2 separate regions of the Homo sapiens genome follow, and region 2 is linked to region 1. Evidence: chromatin contacts called from ENCODE Hi-C or POLR2A ChIA-PET data. All regions are on one chromosome and are shown on one strand. Each heading gives the region's core, a stretch centred on a gene start or an enhancer-like site at or near the end of the contact. The rest is flanking DNA. Distances are from core to core; before and after follow the strand shown.

What was found. A loop is a pair of places that touch in the nucleus more often than their neighbours do. ChIA-PET counts read pairs that join two places held with the same protein, here RNA polymerase II (POLR2A). Pooled maps may share reads with other maps.
Region 2: a map of psoas muscle shows a loop between it and region 1 (1.8-fold over the local background). The contact joins two enhancer-like sites. A Hi-C loop is called at or near these places in 2 of 168 maps with a recorded cell type or tissue (mammary epithelial cell and psoas muscle) and 2 of 50 pooled maps. POLR2A ChIA-PET finds 5 or more read pairs at or near these places in 5 of 52 experiments (PC-3, Panc1, activated T-cell and 2 more).

What each region holds. Positions count from the first base shown.
Region 1 is chr3:171,346,404-171,349,363 of GRCh38, forward strand. All of the region lies in intron 2 of TNIK (TRAF2 and NCK interacting kinase), which reads right to left. Among named protein-coding and RNA genes, the nearest start is that of TNIK, 110 kb to the right of the region's middle. RefSeq lists an enhancer at 1,082-1,131. Within about 2 kb of position 1,393, at least 5 of the 41 ENCODE cell types and tissues checked have a DNase peak (open chromatin) inside an H3K27ac peak, as active enhancers do.
Region 2 is chr3:171,416,623-171,419,582 of GRCh38, forward strand. The region is part of intron 1 of TNIK (TRAF2 and NCK interacting kinase); the gene reads right to left. Among named protein-coding and RNA genes, the nearest start is that of TNIK, 42 kb to the right of the region's middle. Within about 2 kb of position 1,394, at least 3 of the 41 ENCODE cell types and tissues checked have a DNase peak (open chromatin) inside an H3K27ac peak, as active enhancers do.

The DNA of each region.
Region 1 (2,960 bases), core at 143-2,642:
TATTCATATACACCTTGCGCATGTCATCCTTGCACTGCACTCTACTTATTCTTTAAATTATTGAGCAGCCAGTCTTTGGTAGGTCTGTGCTAGTTACTGGGAATACTGTGGTAAGCAAAGTAGACAAGTCTCTGGCCTCATGGAGCTTATAGTCTGATAAATATATTATTCAACCAATGTGTATCACTATAATCTGAGTTTAGCACCCCACCAGAATGTGCCGGGGGTATGAAAGCCCAAACGGGGCCTGGGATCTTCTGGAGGATGAAGAACAGTTTTGTGAGAAAGTGACATGGAGTTAATAACAGGAGAAGAACATTCCAGGAGCAGGAATGTGCAAAGGTCTTGAGGCAGGAGGAAGCAAATTAGGTTTTCTGTGTAAAGAGAAAGCAGTATGTCTGGATCCCAGAGAGTGAGAAAGAACAGCACTAAGAAGAAGGTTGTGTTCAGATCATCCTGGGCCTTGTAGGCTAAGTTTACTCTTGATCACATGGGAAATCATTCAAAAGGTTTTAAACAGGAGAGAGACATGATCAAATAAGCATTTTAATATGACTTTACTGGCTGCACAGTAGGAATGTAGGGGCTGCAAGGATAACATCAAGGGACAGTCCTGCAGGCGTTCATATGAGAGATGTGCAATGCCTGTGCTAGGACAGTGGTGGCAGAGACAGAAAACAGAAGAGAGAAATCAGGAACCATTTAGGAAATAGGATCAGCTGGGCTTGGTGATGAAATTCAGGAGATGATGTCATGGGTGACTCCTAGTTGGTTCTTGGAGTTGTGATAATGCCCTTCACTCACTGGTTCATTTGCTGAAAAAAAAAAAAAAAGAAAAGAAAAATGACAAAACCCTAGCTCAGGCACCAAACACATAGAGCACACTCTCTTCTCTTTGACAGCCAAGCTAGTTCTAAGTAGCATCTAGATGCCTGGTATACAAGTCCTAAGTGCCTGCAGAGCTGGCCCTCAGCTGAGAAGTGCCTATCACACACACACACACACACACACACACACAAGTAAAGAGAAGCCAACAGGCTACATTAGATTCAGGATAAATGAGCTAGCCCAAATGACTTCTTCTATTTCAACTCCACTATCATTGCATTTAACTGGTCACACCTACAAAGCAATCAGCAAACTGGGTGACTCATTAGGATTTTCTTTTCAAGAGAGCAAAGAACCTAAATAAAGATCCTTGAATTTAGCGTACAATACCCAGGAGTCATCGGAGCAGCAGCAATTTGGGGGAACTTCAAGTGTGGTATTTCGGTTTGAGTGGGGAAGTTAGAAATCAGAACTGATCTCACAAACAAAAAGCTTTTATAATAGCCTGTCCTAGATAAGAGAGTAATGAGAGGACAAAAGGGGAAAGCCATCCCCCTCTTAATACCAAGGAAACCTAGGGAAGTGACTTCTTAAAAAGGAGGTAAAAGCAGCAGTTTTAGTCACTCATCAAGAGTGACTGTTCTTCCTCTTTGCTAGAAATAGCTAAGAGAGTGTAAATCACTCACTAGGCTCTAAGAAAAGAAGACTTACAAATGAGCTTGAAACCAAATAGTGCTGTGTAGATTCTTCTACCATCTTCTAAAGAATCTGCATGGACTTACTTATTCACTGTTAAGGTTGTCTGTGCATGGTAGCCACAGTGCTAGGATGATATCTATAGTTTGTTTTTGACAACAAGTAAATCCATTATAAACCCAATTTCTTCTCTTGAGCACAAGTTTAAAAGGAAAAAAAGAAAAGCTTTTCTACTTTAACATGCCTCATGCCTGTGCTTCCAAACCAGAGCACAAGTACTCCCTGGGGCACTCAGCTCTATGCCAAGTATTACAGCAGCAGGAAACCATAGATTTTGTTTAAGTCAACCTTTCTATAGTAATTTCATTAACATAATTTTAAACTGACGCAACAATGATTATCATGTGGCATAAAGAGAATCCATCTAAATTTTAAGGATATAACAGAAGATTCCAAATACATTTCATTTTTGTGGTTTCCACACCACCACCGAGTGAAGCCTTTAGATCTCTTGAAGAGGATGGGGTGGTTACAGGCCAACGAACGTATCCATTAGATGCAGACAGCACAGGACCTAGAGCCTACAGTACTTTTTGCAGTCAACAAAAAATTATTCTTATTTTAAAATTAGAAGATAAAAACTAATTCTTAGGCCAAAGAAAATGTTTTAACATATAATATTTGTCTTACACCAATGAGGTTATAAAGCCTAATTTTTAACTTTTTGTTGTTTTATTTTTCTTGGAGAAAGGGGCCCACGGAGGCAAAAATGGGGAGGGCCTACAACAGTCATACTACAGCACCGGGTAGTGCTTTCATTTGTGTTTGAGTCCCTCTCCTCTGCTATGCTGGTAAGCCTCAAACACAAATGAAAGTGTTATTTCTTAAAGTATAGTGGTCCAAATACCAACATGATTTAGTGAGACAAGGGCAAATATTTTAATTTAAAAAGTATGTACTATATTTTTAAATATAGCTGAAAATATTGAGTTTCTCATTTACGGTAGCAACGAATTTTCTTTTTGAAAAATTTAAGTAAATAAAATACTTTAATGAAAAATATTAAGCAAAAAGACTGCAAGTTCTAGGATGAACTTGGAAAAAAAAAAAGAGGTTGGTATTGCTGAATGGCTGAAAACTAGTGATATCCTAGAATCCTAGAAATACTAGGATTCAGACTCTCAGCTATAACACCCAAAAAAGTTTCCATATAGATCATCAACTACCTTCATCTCTCAAGAAAAACAGTAAAACATGACCAGAACTTCCACCACCAATCTACTGGGAAAATTAGAAATTTTGGATAGTGGTCTGAGTGCTTATTTATATTTTAAATCACATATCATATTTTTCAGAATTAGTGGTTCACACTGGCAAGAGAGCAAGAAATATTTGTTGGTTGGTACAAAGCACCTCCTTTTACTAGCCCATGAAAC
Region 2 (2,960 bases), core at 144-2,643, 70 kb after region 1:
ATCATTAAGCATTTTCCATATATATCATGTCCTTCTCCAATCACATACATCTCATCACAGTAATATCTATATCCTGAATTCAGCAGGGCTTAGCCTCCACAGGGCATCTTTAATACTAATTGGAGGAGACAGGCTTTATAAATCCTTATTTACAAGATGATTATGAAAACTATATTTCCTAGGCCTGTCCTTTACGCTTCTATTATTCTCTCTCTTTCTTTCTCTTGCCAATAAAGTTCTTATTAAATGCTGCTTCAGCCACTAAATTGTAAATTCCCTGGCAGTAGAAATGATACCTGGTTAATCTTTGCATTTCTAAGAAGCAAACAATGGCTTACATAGAGTACATAGCTCATAAATGGGTTGTTGAATTTTCGAAATTACTGTACTTTAATTTAGACCACATAATGACTATTTATTTGCTTCAATTTTTAAATGACCCTGAATGTCTCTGTGCTACAAAATGTACTGAGGCACTGTACATCTTTCAGATTTTGGAACTTGCATTCAGTTGCCAATAATTTTATATATTTCATGAAATGTTTAACAATAAAACTACTCTTTGCATCTCAAAATATGTTTTGAAGAAATTATGAAATCAAGATGTTCTTTCAATGTATAAAATATTCAATAAGTGACTCAATAAATTAGTAGCATATCTTATTTGAAACTGAGATGCCATTAAGAGCATTTAGTAAGCTGTTTTGAATACTCTTATCTATCTCTGCTAACAAAGGCTTGTTTCACCAAGTAACTTGGGAAGTCATCCCAGTATCATGATTTATACACCTCTCCCCATTCATACTAAATGCATCTTCACTAACCCTCTTCAATGAGAACTTTTATAGTTACTTATTTCTTTAGAACTTATTGAATTGATTCTCGTATTGTGAAAGGTATTATAACTTATAGTTATAAAAAAAAGTTAAAAATCATTTAACTTTTGACTTCTCATCTCATGCCTAGCTTTTTAAATTTCCATTTCTATTTGTGAATCTTGACATCTGTAAGCCTCCTGGATCATCAGGCTCTGAGACAGTCACATTCTACTTTGCTGAAATCAGATTGCTCACTGAACTTCAATAAGTATGTTTCTTTAATACTTACTAGCACCCTTTTGTGACAATCCCCAAGCCCACCACCTCACTGGGACTTCACCCCTTCCTATAATCAAAGGGCTTTGAAAGACAAGCTTTCTCTAAGGCTGCATGGCATTTCCCAAAGAATTACCATGACCTAGTTTTGAACTCCAGATAGACTTCAGCCAGTGGGAAACAATATACGAAGCATCTTTATTTCAGCAACTGAGCCTCATTCCGAAGAACTGCTCCCTCTCTGAGAGGTTACCCCAGTGGAAAATACTGCCTGAGAGAAAAAGAGATTACATGTGTGGTCTGGGTCCAGCCATGACCCAGCTGTACAATCCTGGGAAGTGAGTCAGTCTCTGAACTTTGATTTCCTCATCTTTAAAATTAAACAGTGAGACTAGGTCACCTCTCACTTGCCTTCCAGTTCTAAGATTCTATAATTCCATCGAGTGTTCCTATGTGGAGCAGAAAGGGGAAACATAATTATCAAATTTCAAAAATACGGCATAAACCCTTTGGTAATTCTTCTGTATTCTGCTACCTCTACGTATTTTGAGTACCCTGGCAACTTCCATAAGGACTTACAAAACCTTAGAGACTAAAACGTGGGCCAAACCGTATGACCCAGCAATTCTACTCCTGAGAAATGAAAATGTATGTACACATAAAAAGTTGTACACAGATGTTCATAGCAGCATTATTCATAATAGCCCAAAGGTAGAAACAACCCAAATGTCCATCAACTGATGAATAGATAAACAACATTTACAGTCTCCACACAGTGAAATATTATTTGGTCATTAAAAGGAGTGAAATACTCATACATGCTACTACAAGGATGAACCTTGAAAACAATCTAAATGAAAAAAGTCAGTCACAAGATTATATGATTTCACTTGTATGAAATTTCCAGAACAGAGAAATCTACAGGGACAGAAAGTAGATTAGTGGTTGCTTTAGGGTGGCGTAGGGAGAATGAGGGGATGGGAGATCATAGCCAAATGTCCATCAGTTGATGAATAGATAAACAAGATTGGTATATCCATACAATGGTATATTATTCAGCCATAAAAAATAATAAACTACTAATACCTGGTAGGTATTAGTCTGCTAGAGTTACCATAACAAAATACCACAGACTGGGTGGCTTAAACTACAGAACTTTACTGTCTTACAGTAATCTCAGATCGTGGTCCAGCTAGAAATCCCAGATTGAGGTCCAGCAGGGTCAGTTTCTGGTGAGGGTTCTCTTTCTGGCTTGCAAATGGTCACCTTTCCACTGTGTCCCCATATGGCAGAGAGAGAGCAAGCTCTTTGGTGTCTCTTCTTATAAGTATATTAATCCTACCAGATTAGGGCCCAAGCTTTTGATTCTATTTAACCATTATCACTTCTTCAAAGGGCCCGTCTCCAAATACAGTCACACTGAAGGTTAGGGCTTCAACATATGAATTTACAGGGGATACAAACATTCATTTTATAACATGTAACAACGTGGACAAAACCTGAAAACATTATGGTATGTGAAAGAAGCCAGTCACAAAGCACCACATATTGTATAAATCTACTTAGAGTAAATGTCCATAATGGGAAAATCCGTAAAGACAGAAAGTAGATTAGTGATTGTTTAGGGCTGGGATGGGGATAGAGTTGAAGGAAATGTGGAATGATGTTTCTTTTGGAGGTGACAAAAATGTTCTAAAATTGACTGTACTGATGGTTGCACAGCTCTGTGAATATACAAAAATCCATTGAATTGAATACTTCAAATGGGTGAATTGTATTCTCCATCACAAGAAAACTGTTTAAAAAATAATAAACAAATAGACAAGGCTCAAGATGATTGCCTAAGGATGAAAAAACAAAGAGCTT